2 separate regions of the Mus musculus genome follow, and region 1 is linked to region 2. A link is a loop called in an ENCODE intact Hi-C map of the cell type or tissue named here. Cell type or tissue: left cerebral cortex. All regions are shown on one strand.

Evidence for each region. Peaks named below come from ENCODE experiments on the same cell type or tissue, not always from the same donor. Only the 100,000 strongest peaks of a DNase experiment are listed, where the experiment ranks them.
Region 1: a loop joins it to region 2, with 5 times the contacts of the local background. A loop is called at or near these places in 4 of 42 quality-filtered maps.

The regions. Positions count from the first base shown.
Region 1 is chr2:16,354,660-16,362,659 of GRCm38, forward strand. Plxdc2 (plexin domain containing 2) reads left to right here and starts at 1,645. Exons shown (of 14, transcript NM_026162.6): 1 at 1,645-2,578. The coding sequence starts at 2,467. In left cerebral cortex, CTCF peaks have their summits at 668, 2,828 and 4,878 (motif pointing right); DNase peaks (open chromatin) are centred at 434, 1,620, 2,949, 3,497 and 2 more places; H3K4me3 peaks cover 4,957 bases; H3K27ac peaks cover 4,122 bases.
Region 2 is chr2:15,092,561-15,100,560 of GRCm38, forward strand. No RefSeq gene overlaps it. Among named protein-coding and RNA genes, the nearest start is that of Arl5b, 41 kb to the left of the region's middle. In left cerebral cortex, a CTCF peak has its summit at 4,128 (motif pointing right); a DNase peak (open chromatin) is centred at 4,219.

The DNA.
Region 1 (8,000 bases), 1.3 Mb after region 2:
CAAAGTGCAGAAGGAAAACTCAACATCGATGACTGTCCCATTAATTTTTCATTAGGAAACCACTCTTTTAAACTTGATGTAAATACTCTAGATACACAGATTGAGATGTAATTGAGGATTTAAAACACTCTTGGTAGAGCAAAAATAAGAGAATTACAGTCTTAAGTCTGGTTGGCAAGAGGACATCAACCACTCAGAAGAAAGCTCAGGATTTATCAAGCATCTTGGAATAATAAAAGGTGTAAGCATGGAGTATTTAAACCTTCACAAATATCCCAAAATAGAGAAACGAGTCTTATTTTAGAGAAAACAGGCTTGTTAATGTTTTCAGTGGAAAGGCAAAAATTTCTGTATCGAATTTTGCAGTAATCTTGGCCCACTTCCAGTGGGTTTTGCTAGATGTTGAGATGGATTCAAAGCATACATGCATGCATTCTTCAAAGCATGGCAAGGCCAAGACAGTAACAAGCTACAGCATCGGCTGAACCCAGAACACTTTCGAATGTGTTTAAATTAGCTCTCCCTTTGTCTTCAAGAAAGAGCATTTCTCTTCAGGCTAGCAGATGATTTAAAAAATTAAGTTCACTTGGCTAATCCTCCTTTCTAGGACCTTCTATGAACTTCAGTATAAAATCTTCCTGATTTGATGCCTGGAGACCTGAGGCTTAAAGCTTAAATAAATTGCTCCTTGTGGAAAAAAAATTGAAGTACTAGCCCAGGCAGTGCTCCAGAACATGTATTTTTCACCAAGGATGCATTGTCTCTTTGCTTTCTATTTAGCCCCATTAAAAGATGGCTAAGTGTATGCAAATTAAATTAAATTAAATGTAAGCGGATAAGGGGCCTGGAAAGGGTTAATGCTGAAGCAGACCCTCAAGCTGAAAAAACAAAAACAAACTAGCAAGCAAAAACCCTTTAAACCCCCTATAGGAAATTCAATGGGCTTCCTGTTTCTTTAAACTCTCCCTTTCCCTCCTTCTGACACTTTACCAAACCGCGGTGGCGGCCTCAGGACCCTGCAGCCCAGAGCCACCTCCACCTCCCTCTGTGCGGGTCTGGGGTAGGAGGGGCTTTTGATGGGATGGGGGCTGGGAGTTGGGGGATGTCAGTAACCCTAGCGACTCAGGTTTGCTCCCCCGCCACCCAACGGTTGCCAGACCAGCCCTCAGTGAGGGATGAAATACTATTAACCCTTTAGTGCCCAGGCGGAAATCAGAAGATAGTGGGCGCTCCCTGGGGGGCCTCATCCCTCTCTACCCGCAGGCTGACACCCAAAAGCCACGGAAGCCTGGAGGGTGCAGGCGGCATCGGTTCCTCTGCAAAGGTCATGAACCGGGTGGGCGGATGGCGTCCGGGAGACTAGAATCTGCCACCGCCCCACTCGCACCAGTCCTCGGGTGTTTGGGGCCGCAATGGTCCTCTGGCTTTCCCCAGCCAGTCTTCTCGGGCTTCATCTGTGGGAGACTTTTCTGGCGCCCCCTCTCCCCCGAGAAAAGCTCAGCCAATGGACAGGTTGGTGCTGGCTGCGGGTTTTGGGAGGAAGGTGGGAGAAGCCTGGAGGAGAGAAGGGGAGGGAGGAGGGCGGAGGGAAGAGAGGAGGGTTCAGCGGTAGATCTAGCAAATGGCAAGCCGCCTTCCCTCCCCAAAGTGTAGAGCTGGAGCGCGGGGGAGCGCGGCGGCGCCTCCGCCACCAAACTCCTGGGGCTCCGCGGCGTTCGGAGCCACCTCCTGCCTAGCCCGGAGGGGCTCTCTTACCAGGCTGCAACCTCACTTTCCCGTTTTTCTTTTTCTTTAAAAAACACCCCCACCTCTCTTCTGCTCACAGCAGCTGGTGCATTCCCGGCTCTACTCTCCGGAGCTGCCCATCCCTCCGGCTGCGGGCGAGGACGCGCGCTCAGCCTTGGGCGAAGCAAAGAAGAAAAACTTGTCAGAGGGGTTTCTCCAGCCTCCACTAACCTCCTTCTCTCGGGAACACCAACCACCCGCCGGGGCCAGACCTAAGTCTGGGAAAGTTCCTCCGGTGCTCAGCGCCCTCTTGAATCTGGAACAGCACCGGCGCAGCCAGTGGAATTAGATCTGTTTTGAACCCAGTGGAGCGCGTCGCGGGCGCTCGGAAGTCACCGTCTGTGGGCGCCCGGGTGGCGCTGCCTGAGAGGACCCGGGAGTTTGCCGACCCTACTGCAAGTGACCTTTCCTCCCCTCACTTGGTTGATTGTGTCTCAGTTGGGGGCTGCGAGGGTGACAAGTTGCAGTGAGAGCTCCCGAAGTTCGGAGAGGGTTCAGCTGTCTCTCCTTCACTTCTGTTACCCGGAGTGAAATCCTAGCGAAACTGTCAGAGGCCTCCGGATCCCACCCAAGACTCACCAGCAGAGCTCGGCCGTGTCGCCCCATCCCCAGGGATAACCCCGGAGCCCAGGGTCTCAAGAAAAAATTCGTTGGGCAGGGGAGAGAGGTCGCGGCAGCGGCATGGCAAGGTTCCGGAGGGCCGACCTGGCCGCAGCAGGAGTTATGTTACTTTGTCACTTTTTAACAGACCGGTTCCAGTTCGCCCACGGGGAGCCTGGACACCATACCAATGGTAAGAAGTACTTTTCTCAATTGTTTTTGTGTGTGGCTGAAGATCCTTCCGGTGTCTTCGAACCTCCATCCTCATCTCACACCCACCCAAAGTATCTGCCCTTGGGAAACTTATCCTAGTTGTTTTTCTGGGAAACTTGAGTTTCTCGAATGGGGAAAGAGGTTTGCTTGATCAAAAGGTGTGGGAAACCAGGACTTCCCTGAAGCTATGATGCTTACTCCACCTGGGCGCCAGGGGGTGGTCCTGCCTAACCCCAAGTAGCCCAAAGAGGTCGGGGTGTGAGAGAGCCTGCTGCTGCGGATACCTCTCTGAATCTTGGTTACATCAGGTTGTTTCCCCTCTGGATTCTCATCCCTTGGAGCTCAGAGGCTCTTCCCTGTGCGCCGCGGAAGGGATGGATGGATGAACAATCTGATGACAGTCAGGGATGGCAGGTCGCCCCGTGCCAAGGGAAAACGCCTTGTGTCTGCACATCCCTCCTTCAGGCTATCCTCACTAGTTTTCTCATTGTGGGGTTACTAAGTGGATGCAGTAGAAGCAGCGGGGTTCAGGGATAGAGAAGAGGTGGAGAAGATGGGGACCAGTCGTGCCTATGAGGACAAGCCCTGGCCCCATTGTCCTCTGCCTGTCTGTTTCACAGACAGGCCCCAACATGCCAGCAGTTCCTCAGGGTTTCTTGACACTGTCCCTGGAGGAGAAGGGCCTCCAGATACTTGCAATTGGCCGCACCCTGTGCCCTGGTGATCTGTCTGGTTAGGTGTGTGGTAGTGAAGTGTCCTCCTACTGAGCAGGGACTGGCTAATCCAGCTTTCTCCCAAGACCACTCATTCCACTGTGACCCCACAGATTGCTCCCCATCTCTGCCCTTCAGCAAAGAAATGAACAGGCAGGTCAGTGAAACACTGGGGCAGGAATCTGTGAACTCTTGTAGACTCCCAGCAGGAGTGAGAGCAAAGAGCACTTGAAGAGAAAAAGAAAGGAAAACTTCCTGGTTAGGACAATCACTTTGGTTCTGTTTTGCTCTGTACACCTCTTTGTTTAATTCAAGAAAGACTGGTAAATGGTTCTTCAGAAAGTATGCATGTATACCCAGCTGTCAGCCTTCAAGGAGTCACAGAAAGAAGTCCGGGAGGTACACCTGGGGACTCCAGGTGAGAATAAGAGTTTACAAAAACCTTGAATAAAATGTTACCATCTTGAGACAAATAGGATAATCCAAGTCATGCGTGTACCTGAGTTGCAAATTTTAAGAGAGGAAAAAAATTACTTTCTTGGTGCTCCTATTTAAGGCTGGCTCCTATTTAAGTGTGTGTGTGTGTGTGTGTGTGTGTGTGTGTGTGTGTGTGTGTGTGTGTGCTGGGGACCAGCACATGAAGACCACAGGATAAAAGCTGAGATTAAAATTCTTGGATTTTTTTTGTCACCTCTGGTCATCCTCATCAATGAACATAAGTTCTTGGCTATTTATAATTTATATTAGCACACCATATTTCTGTTTATTTTCTTGGCACATTGCATTGGCTGAAAAAAATAACAGTTTTACTTTCTTCAGAAAGCAACACTTTAAAAGATGCAGTAGTCATCTCCATAAGCTTATTTGGAGTAAATGAATATGCAAAGCAATTTTGCAAAAAAGGAGGGGACATTCATCCTGAGTTGTTTGTTTAAAAACTTCTTTGGTACTGGAAGCAAATAATATATTTACAGCAAAACTACATAAAAGAGAGACTAGGAATTTTCATTTAACTACTGAGTATATAATATACTGGCACCCATGTTAAGTTTGCTATTCTAAGGCAAACCTGAGGATGAAATTCATTGCACACAGAGCAGACCAGCTGGTGGAAAGCTTTGGCTTTGGGGAGTATGGCATGCCTTTGTTGATAACATAAATACACCAGCATTTTAAACTAATTCACTATTTCTGGTGGACCTCTTAGAAACATTGTGCTCACAGGATTGGGGACGGGGAATTAACTATAAATCAAACAACACTCCGCATGAAGTTTTATGAAATTATCTCGGAATTCGGGGATTTTAACCTACTGAATATATAACACAGAAAGGTAACACAGAAGAAAAAAAAAAAAAAGAAAACACTCTATTTTCCACTGTAAGATGACTTATCTGAAAATTAAATATCCTGAAACTACTTCAGAAGGTGAAAGGTAGCATGCGACAATCAGGGTTTTATTTTTTTACCACGGGCATTTTGGCAAAGGGCAAACATCTGATTTCATAACAGATTTGTTTGTTGTGCTTTTTACTTTTCTAATGCTGTGGTTGGTTTTATTGCCACCAGAGGGCAGAGAAACCACTAATTTCCTCTGTTCCTGTTTCTAATGTTTTTGTGTTCTAGGGACATGTAGTTCATATTTAATCTGTCATTTTCTTGTTGTTTTCACTGTGTTTTTCTCTGCTTGGATATTTTTTGTGCTTCCTTTCCAGTGAAGTGGGCCAGCTTAGTTAGCAATATTCCTGTTGATTTCCTGTGGCTGAAGTTTCTGTTAGCATCAGTATCTATAACAAAAATTTATAACATAGAGATAATCCACATGAGTGTTTCCTGTAAAGCAAGTGTGGGTCAGATTATTGCATCTGCGGGTTAATTGTTCTTCTCTAGCAATGACTCACAACTTTCCATAAGATACTTAACATAAAATTGAGAAAGATTTTTGTAGCTTGAGTTTGCGTAAGTTATATTGCTACAGAAACATGGTCTAGAGTAGGATTTTCGTCCTTGGATGCCTGCATAGAGGCTTATAACTATTATTACATAATAAACATCATCGTTTAAGCTATTGTAATTGTATCATACATACATAAGTTGTCCATACATAAGGAATGGATGTTACTATTCCTCATCCTTGAGAATATGCTTGAATGTAATTGGAAATGCAAGGTGTTGCAAGTTTCTTCTCTGTAAGAATCAAACAGACCCCTGTAGAGATGTAGACAACATGCACCCTTTTTTGTTTCTAAATGTTACCTCCAATTGCAGAAGCACTATTTTTAAAGATGAATGAATTGGCCCACAGCTGTGATCTTGAGATTTTCCACTTGTTTTGAAGACCATGAGCTTAGGGCATGAGCCAATGCTCCACCCCATCACCTTCTGTATTCTTGAATTCTCACCAAATATTCCCTGAGTGAGGGCCACATGTTCCTACTGTCTTGTCATCCTCTTGTTCTTTTTGTCACTAGTCCTATCTCTACCTAAACTTATACTCTGACTTACTGCTTCCTTTGAAGAACTTTAAGGACTTTGTATGTCTGTTGGTTATGGTGTTTTCTCTTGTTTGTACTGATCCATCTCTATCATAATTCTATTAGACCAGCACACTGGTCCCTGCAATCAGGGTCCCTTGTCATCTTTATGAATCTGCTGCAGCATGTACCATACAGGCATATAATAAATACTTGCAAGACTAAATGGAATAACATTATCGCTGTAGTTCAGGATGGATTTTTGACCTCAGTATGCTCCTGGGAGACTTTTAAGTAATTCTTAACATAAATTGCTTTTAATCAATAAGGTGGAAATGGATATTAAAAATTATCTTCATAGAATAATAATTTAAAAGCAGAGTGTATGCTCTAGGTAGGTCTAGCAAAGTGCCCCAATGCTCTGGCAGATGTCTACTTGCCTTAAGCCTTCTATTTTTATTGTATTTTTTATTTGGCTTGTTTGTCCATGGAGTAAGCCTTTGAAGCCTCAGGTGTCCTGGAACTCACTTTGTAGACCAGGCTGGCCTCAATGTCAGAGATCCTTCTGTCTCTGCCTCCCCAGGGAAAGAAGTTCAACCATTACCTGGTATGATAATTTACACACATACACACACACACACACACACAGAGAGAGAGAGAGAAGCTCTCTTCAGACAAACCAGAAGAGGGTATCAGATCCCATTACAGATGGTGGTGAGCCACCCACCATGTGGTTTCTGGGAATTGAACTCAGAACCTCTGAAAAAGCACTCAGTGCTCTTAACCACTGAGCCATCTCTCCAGCCCCTAATAATTATTAATGATGCTTATTTGAACTTTATTTAATTATATCTTCCTGATCAGAGATTGTCAACCTGTGGGTTGTGACCCCTTTTGGGGGTCAAATGACCCTTTCACAGAGGTAAGACCTAAGTAGTGAATAGGCAGAATTTAGAAGCAAAATCAAATGGCAGAATTCCTAAAAATAATTATGTACATTTAACATGAATTAGCTCGCACTAATAATTAGTAACACAGATATTTTATATTTCTGTTCACAACAATGACAAATTTACAGTTATGATGTTGCAAAACAAAAAAATTTATGATTGCGGGTCACTACAACACAACAACACAACAACACAACTGTAATATGGGATCAAAGCATTAGGAAGGTTGAAACCACTGGTCTTGACCTATGATTTATTAGTTCTTGCTTATTTGTGGTGTTCAGGGGTGGGGTGACCAAACCCAGGGACTCAGACATTCTAGGCAAGTGTTCTTCCCATTCAGCTACATCCTCAGCCCAACTTATTACCTTTCAAATATGGGACTCCTAAAAGAGTTCAAAGTCCAGTTTATGTTCAGCGGTCAACTGATAAGTAGGCTTTCTCTCCTGTACTTTGCGTATGAGCTTGTTACCTTCAGCATGTTTTTGTTGTGGCTGGGTCCAGCCAAACTGCAGATTGAAATTTGGTTCCCAAGTAAACAGCACTGAAACATGGTATTGCCTTTAAGCACACTAGGGCTGTTCCGAAGATTAGGGCAGTTTTCCAGGGCAGCTGTTGTAGACTGACCCCTGTCTCTGAGTGGTTGTCTCTTCTTTGTTTTCTGTTTCTCCTCTGTGCTGTGACAATGCAAGACAGGCTTGTTAAAAAATACTTAATGCCAGAATGACAATTCTGTGACTAATTATTTATTATCAAGTGCCAAGCTTTGGTTTATTCTCTGACGAGCTTGTAACTTAACACATTCAAAGTTTTCTGTGTCAACCATGTGGTTAGTTACCTCTCTTCCGTCCAAGGCAGTATCAGGGATTCTGGTACATAAACAGAAAGCAGACTAAGGGATCTTTACTCACTTAAAATATCATCCTCAATTTACTTGGAAAGTCAGAAAGAAGTGAATCTTATCAAATCTCTACAGTACATTCAGTTATGTATTACTAACCTGCTTTTCCACTTAGTCTTTTTTTTTTTTTTTTTTTTTTTTTGGTTTTTCGAGGTCCACTTAGTCTGAATCTGATGAATTCCAAACTTTTCTTTTGTTCTGAACACAACCCTCCACTTCCAAATTTAGCTTTAATTATCTCTAGAGCATTGTATCCTGGACATTCTTTCTCCAGTGAGTGCCTTCGTTCTGACCCCATACAGTGATTCTAATCCACTGGGGAGACCAACACAGAGTACCAGTCTAGTAAGGGTGCTTTCGTTTG
Region 2 (8,000 bases):
TTATTTGGGAGTTGGGATTGGTTGGCAGAAGCTAAAAACAAATAGAAAAGGATGCTGTTTGGGGGTTTCTATTGCTGGAATGAACATAATGACCAAAAGGCAAGTTGGGGAGGAAATGTATTTATTTGACTTAGACTTCCACAGCACTGTTCATCCTTGAAAGAAATCAGGATGGGAACTCAAATGTCAGGAGCCTGGAGGCAGGAGCTGATGTACAGGACCTGGAGGATTGCTGCTTACTTGCTTGCTCCCTGTGACTTGCTCACCTTGCTTCATTTTTGAACCCAGGATGATCAGCTCAGGGATGGCACTACCTATAATAGGCTGGGAACTTTCCCATCAATCACTAATTAATAAAATGTCTACCTACAGCCTCATCTTCTCAATTGAAGTTAACTCTTTCTATTCTGGCCCAGAGTAATAAAAACAACTATTGTTGTACATTGTGCATCACTCTAGCCCTGCTATTGGTACTTGTCTTGTACACACTATAAGGAGACATGGATGCTATGAGATAGTGGTGTGACTCTACTCTCTTATTGAGGATAGTATTTCAGAGGGAAATGCAAGTGCAGCTTTAAAAAAGCATAATTCTATCTTAGACATATTCATAGTCTTTTACCAGTTGCTTCTAACATGAATATAAAAATCATGTAACTGCAAAATTGAAATGATAATAAAATGAATTTGTAAGTTCAGTAGTTATTCACATGGAGTGGGACCCAGAAAGGCTATAAAGTTGTTAAATCAGTACTAAACAAGTTATGTCCACTGATTTGAGTTGTAAAACTTTGGGCAGGTTATACTTTTGTGTCTTCATTTCTCCAAAGCCCTCATCTGGGCTATTGAAAATATTAATAAGTTAAAACAAGAAAGATGCTTAAAAGAGTGTCCAGAGTACAGAAGTTACTGGGTTGAAATGAATGTCACTTATTGCTGTGATAAACTGTTGTCATTTCTACACCAAAGTTTCCATATATTAGCAACTGACTTAATACTGTAGAGTGGCTAGCCTAAAGGGTCTCTGCTTAAAGCAGTCTGATGGCAGATCATTATTTCTTTTTTATGTCTTTATGAACTGGTCAGCAGAAGACCAGCACTAGAGTCACCTAAAATCTTGGGTCAAAATCCTTGTTGCATGCCCCTTCTTTTTCTTCCTGGGTCTCCAAAGATGCAGCCTGGCTTCTCAATTCATTATTATAAGTACCTCTTGATGAGTCTAGAGTAGAAATCTAAAGAAAGCTGCAGCAGGCCTAGCACTCTAAAATTCCATGCAAGAAAGTGGTTATGGAGTCTAATTTACCATGATGCTTTGCAGTGCACTCCAATTGTATGTCTGTTTAACCTTAGAAAATAAGTTGAAAATGCAGCTAGGGTGGCGCCCCCTGGAACCCCTATACCCTGGAAGTAGAATCAGGGACACTGAATTTTTTAGGCCAGCCTAAGCAACATAGTGAGTACAATCAAAATAAATAAATAAATAAAAAAGCAATAACTTACATATTTTTCTTATTTCAGTAGTTTCATAAATGCTGTTGGTCAAAAGCATTAACATTCTAACCTAAAACCGAACAGAACAAAACCTTTAGCTCTGCCTCTTATCCTGTCAGCTTGGTACCAACACAGAACCTGAAGCAAGTCTTTGAAATAAGATTGCTTTGTTGAAAAACTTTCTTAGGGGGAACTACTGGTTCTTGTCCAGCAAAGAGCTTAGAAGTCATCCTTACGAAAAATAATAGGCAAAATATTGAAAAATAATCACCTATCTTAGAGCCCTCAGAGAACAGAGATCACAGCACAGCTGGGTCCCTTTGCTTTATTTCCCTGCAACTAGAGACCAGAGACAAGGGGAGTGAAGAAATCGCCAGTTACCAGGGACAGATGTTGACTGCTGCAAAACATAGTTAAAAAAAAAAAAAAAGGCAACAGAATCCAAAAGAAGGACATTTGGGGACTTAGTCTGTGATGTCCCAGCTGCATCAGTGAGCATGGCCTACACCTCTGCAAGGACATAGAATTTCACACCAAAGGTCTGTCTACCAGTATAAGCATGTCTGGCTCCCAACAACACAATGCACAGCATGATGGTCATTGAAGAACAAAATGCTTCAGAAGACACCTGGAACCCAAGCTGACAGCTAAAGGAGGAACCAGGATTGTGGCAGAGATGACAGATTTCACAGACATCCCAGCGAGGTTAAGGCAGCATGTGCAATATACATTGTGATACAAATATTCTGTTCATGTAGTTCAATTGTAGTTTATAATTTAATATTATTGTAATATTAAATTATAGTTATCATTATAATATTATTTGAAATTAGCCAAGGAAAAGGAGACAATATTGGGGAAGTTAGACAATCTAAGAAGCAGGGCTTTAAGTTTACCATGTAAAGAATTGCAAAAACAGCTTAAGATGAAATGATAGGGTCATGAGGGCCCTATGAGAGGACTCATTAGGTAAAAAGTGCTTACTGCCACACCTGAAGACCTGAACTCAGTCCCTAGGACTCACGTGATGGAAGGAAAAAAACTGGCTCCCTTATTTTACTCGATCTCCAATGCTCCTTGTTGGGTGCATCTCAAAGGAGTGTAAACTAGAAAGATAAGTAGGTCATTTGCATCTTCCAGGTGGTTCCAGAGGTTTTATCCCTGACTCCCCCATTCCTGTCCCCTTCCTCAGTCTTCTCTTTCCTTTCCTTCCTCTCCCTCTTTCTTGGTATGAACATGAGAAAGGTGAGACTCAGTAAACCATCACACTGAGGGGTGTAGATTTTCTTGCTGGTCTTATTCTTGCTCTTTTTATCATTTGCTTGCTGCTTGAGCTCTAGCGATTAGCTCATGAAGAGTTGAAATGCCATATAACATTTAAAGAAGAATACAGGCAGCTGCTGAAGGACAAACGCTCTCAAAGCAAGATGAATTGAAGGACTCTCGAACAAGTCGTTTGGCAGACAGAACCAATGAGAGCATATTTTGGAGCATACGTTGCATGTCTTTGTGTGTGCACTTGTATGTGCACATGTGTACATGCAAATGGAGGCCAGAAGTCAACATTAGATATCTTCCTCAGTCTCTTTCCACACTCTTTTGAGACAGGATATCTCACTGAGCCTGGTGTTTGCCAGTTTGGCAAGATTGGCTAGCCAGTAAGCTCCTGAGATCTGCCTTGTTTCTACACCCTAGCACTGAAGACATGTGCTTCTGCCCCTGAGTTTTGGGACCTGAACTTAAGTCCTCATTTCAGGTAAGCACTTTAACAAGTAAGCTATCTTCCCACCCCCCCATTTACAGCAGTATTTGGAAGGCTGACGATTCAGACCAATGGGATTAAAAATTAAGTGTCCATAACAATAATGGTTATCACATTGCAAACACAACAACGATCATGTGTGAGCAGTGCTAAGAGGTAGAAGTGGCGAGGAATACCTATCTGCAATTGCAGGTATCCAAAGATGACCAGAACAGGTGGAGGCACACAGAAACCCAGTTTTAGGTGTATATTCCCCATTTGCTTTTTCTGTTTGTTTTGTTTTGCATTTTTGAGACAAGATCTAATTGTGTAGCCCAGGTTAGCCTAGAGTTTGCTATATAATCCAGGCTTAAGTTTAAATTATGATCCTCTTGTCTCAGTCTTCATGGTACTGGCTTTATAGGTAACCCATGGATGTTTAAAAATTCCTTTTTGAAAAAAATTCTCTGTAATGAAATTTGATACACAGAGATTAACCTAGCAAAAAGTGTGTGTGTGTGTGTGTGTGTGTGTGTGTGTGTGTGTGTGTGTGAACTGACAGCACATTTGTGGAGGTCAGAGGACAACTTGGGGAGCTGGTTCTCTCCTTCCACCATGTGGGATCAGGAGATCAAACTGAGGCCATTAGGCTTGCTAGCAAGTGCCTTTATCTGCGGAGGGAGCCAACTCTCTGCCTCTTTCATTTCTTTTAAAATACAGTATCTCTACTAATAATGAAAGTTATAGACCTTTATTATTAGTAGCTCATCATATGCAGGTCTATAATGGTATTTAATGGAATAAAGGGAGTGGTGACGACAAAAAAAAAAAAATAAAATAAAATAAAATAAAATACAGTATCTCAGATTTCAGGAGATTTTCTGTTGCTATTTTGTGTCCTCTAGATGGCAGAATAGGACTTCAATTTGTACTGTTGACACCTTTTGGCTAGTCCATGCAAGATTTCCTTTTTTTTTTTTTTTTTACAGGTTTTGGGTTTTATGTAACTAACATGCTTTAAATATTTTCTTTTGTAAGGATAAAACCATTCCACTAATAAAACCATTCCACTAATACATCCTCAAAAGGAAAGGCCTTGGTGGATCCCTGAGAGATCCAAGTGATTAATTATTTTATTGAACCCTAATTTTGATGTTATTTTTGGTGGTGTAGAGTTCTTATATAAGTTCAGTATTCTGTTTGTGAAATGCTTGGATCGAGGTTGTTTGGATCTTAGAGTTTGAATTTGGAAATGTTTACGTGTGTGTGTGTGTGTGTGAGTGAGAGAGAGAGAGAGAGAAACAGAGACAGAGAGAGACAGAGACAGAGAGACAGAGAGACAGAGAGACAGAGAGACAGAGACAGAGACAGAGACAGAGACAGAGACAGAGACAGAGACAGGGACAGACAGAGGTAGAGAAAGACAGACCTGGACCAGCAGTTTGTTCTTCAGTGACAATGTCCTGATGGGAAGGTGCTTAGGGAGAGAAAGATAGAGAAGATAAAAGCTGGGGTCAGGAAGTCTTACATAAGCTATGTTTAATGACCCCCAAAAAGTTTATTAAGAAATAGAGTACCTTGTATATTATTTGCTGGGTGGGGAGGAGAATAGCCAAGGTCAGCAGAAAGCCAAATCACACAGCGTTGGCAAGGAGAACACAAGATACCTCAGACACAGTTGTCTTAGAATTAATGACCGCAGTCCAGGACAGAGTCAGGTCCCCAGAAACCACAGCTTTGACTCTTTCAAGGCACTCGTCTCCATTGTTAGCTAGCCTTGCTAACTTCTCTCCTGAACAAGGATATATAATTAAAGTTCCCTTTGTCTTTCATCAGAGACTCTATGAAAAGTCTTAAATCAGTCTGGCTCTATCATATATGTATGTAGATCTTGAACTATGTAGGGAAAGGAACCCACCACTAATCAGGAAATTCATTTATATTTCATTTACATGTGTGGCTTAGAATTTGATACTATATTTTTAATATACTTTAATTTTGAAATATGGAGTCACATAGGGAATTTTCTATTTCTTATGCCATTTCAGCACACATAAACTTGAATTTGGGATTAGGCATGCTTAACATGCATTATCATGATTCAGTTACTAATCATTTATCTGGCAAAAACATAGATACTGTTGGACTGGCTTTAACAGACAGGTGGTACTGTTAACTGACATCTATTGTTGCTACTAAATGAAAATTGCTGGTGCCCACAGTCTCTCTCTCTCTCTGTCTATCTCTCTGTGCTCTCTCTCTGTCTCTTCGTCTCTTTCTCTTTTTCTCTGACTCTGTCTCTCTGTCTCTCTGCCTCTCTCTCTTGTTGTTTTCTTTTTTGAGACAAGGTTTCTCTGTTTAATAGTCCTGACTGTCCTTGAACACTTTTCATAGATCAGGCTGGCCTTAAACTCATAAGGATCTGCTTTCCTCTGTTTCCTCATTGCTTGGATTAAAGGCATGTGCCACCATACCTGGAAAAAAATTCTCTTTCTAGATGAATTATGCTATGGCATTTGCTTCTGTAATGGTTGAGTAGGAGTGTCCCTGTCCCAGGTGAATATGTTTTAATACTTGGTCTCCAGTTGCTGGAACTGTTTGGGAAGAATTAGGAAGTGTGGCCTTGTTGAAGGAAACAGGTTGGGGACAGGCCTTGAGGTTTCAAAGACTCCCAAGTGTGTTTTCAAAGACTCTCAGTCTCCAACATGTGGATCAAGATATGACCTCTTAGCTGTTTCTGCCACCATAACTTCCTGAAATTGTAAATCCAACTAAATGCTTTCTTTGGTAAGTTGCCTTGGTCATCGTATTTTGTCACAGCTACAGAACAGGAACTAAGACAGCTTCTTTGTCACAAACTTGCTTACTGACCTTTTTTTATTTTTATTTTCCAACCTTAGCAATAAGCTTTAGAACAAAGCCCACTTTATTATTAGGAATTTTAATTATTCACATCTGAAAGTTATTTATGTGCATATGGTACCATAGGTGTCCTCTCACATTATAGTTACTATTGGGCATTTGTTAGCTTTCTTCTATCTCCCAATAGCCTATTCTAACTTGGGAATACTTTGTCCCATATCACAGTGACTTTGTAGATTCTTATAAATTGAATTATTTGAATACTAGTCACATTCATCACTTTGATCTCAAACATCTAAAGAAATATACCCATGAGTTGAAGAGTGATGTTTCATTTTGAGAGGGATCCTTTTTTGTTCTCACACAAAAAGTTTGGAATGAATGTATTCCAAAATGAAGATCAGTGAGATTAAACTTTGTGGCATATACCTGTGATTTCAGCGCTTGTGGAGTAAAGATACAAAGATCAGGAGTTCTGGTTTATCCTGAGATACATACCTAGTGAGTTTGAGGTCAGCCTCACCTCTAAGAAATTACCTCCAAACAAAACAAATAACAACAAAACTCAGAGAGAAATAAAACAAAACAAAATTTAATTTGGGGATTTTAGATTTGCAGTATTGATGTTTACATTCAGTGATTTTGTTTTATGCAACAGAGAAAAACATGATCTGTGCTTCCTTGGTCTATAACAGTTTTGTTTGTTTGTTGTTTTTCACTTGTTTTTTGTTTTTGTTAACATAGAGGGGATAATAACACGTGGATATCTAGAGTTCTTGTGGCCATGACTTCTAGGAGATCCTTCAAGGAGCATCTAGTGCCACGGGAAAGGATGCTATGATTGACAGCATTTCCTGTGCTAACAGAAGGAAGGAAGCAGGAAGAACACTAGGACTTTGCCATCTTCAGGCTCAGGCTGTGATATTACAGGGATTTTAAATTCATTTCTGCAAAGGAGTTTTGCACATGGCTCTTAGATTGCAGGATTAGACTAGTCTCTCTAAGAAGTCTTTTCACCGCCACTCACTTATAGGTTAGGCCAGAAAAGAGCAATTTTGAATTGCCCTTTATGCCTTTCAAAGATTTTAGAAGACTTCTCTGCAAATTCATAGGTCATTTCTTTTGAGGTGTGTGGGAGGTTTCTTTCTCAACTTGAATATATATAGTATTATTATAATATATATTATATTATAACATCCCATATATATATGGGGGTATTACTGCACATTGTAAGAATCCAAAGCAGTGGCTCTTTTGAATTTTGGCATTTATTCATGAATTTCAACAACAGATACTTATTTAAAATACTATTATGCAACAAAGCTCTTTGTCAAGTCTGGAGGGGAAAGTCTTGCCTTTCTGGAATCTCATTTGATTTAAGTTTCTCTCACCCCGTTTTGCTGAACGGGCTTCTTAGTTTTTTATCCTGTCACTGTGATAAAACACTATGACTGAAGTAACTTAACAGACAAAGGTTTTATCCAGGCTGACAGTTCAAGGGTCAAGTCAACCCTTGTGGGAAAGCCACAGTAGCAAGTACTTGAAATTGTTGTCCACCTTAAAGCCACAGTCAAGAAGTAATGACAAGGGCTTGAACTCAACTCCCTTTCTCCTTGAAAGGTTTCAAGGCCTAGGAATGGTGGCATCCACCATGGGGAATCTCTCTCACCCCAATTAACCTAATAAAGGTTATTTTCCATCATTACCTCAGTGGCCCATCTCCCAGGAGATTCTAGATCCTGTTGAGCTCACTGTTAATATTAGGCCTAACTGTGAGTTTCTATGTTAGTTTGTTTCCTGTAATGTGCTACCTGATAGTCTAGGGGCTGGCAGATTGCAGGGACTACAACAAACATCGTGTTGTTCGGAAGCTGCCACTGTAGCAGGAAGAATAGATGATTAAACT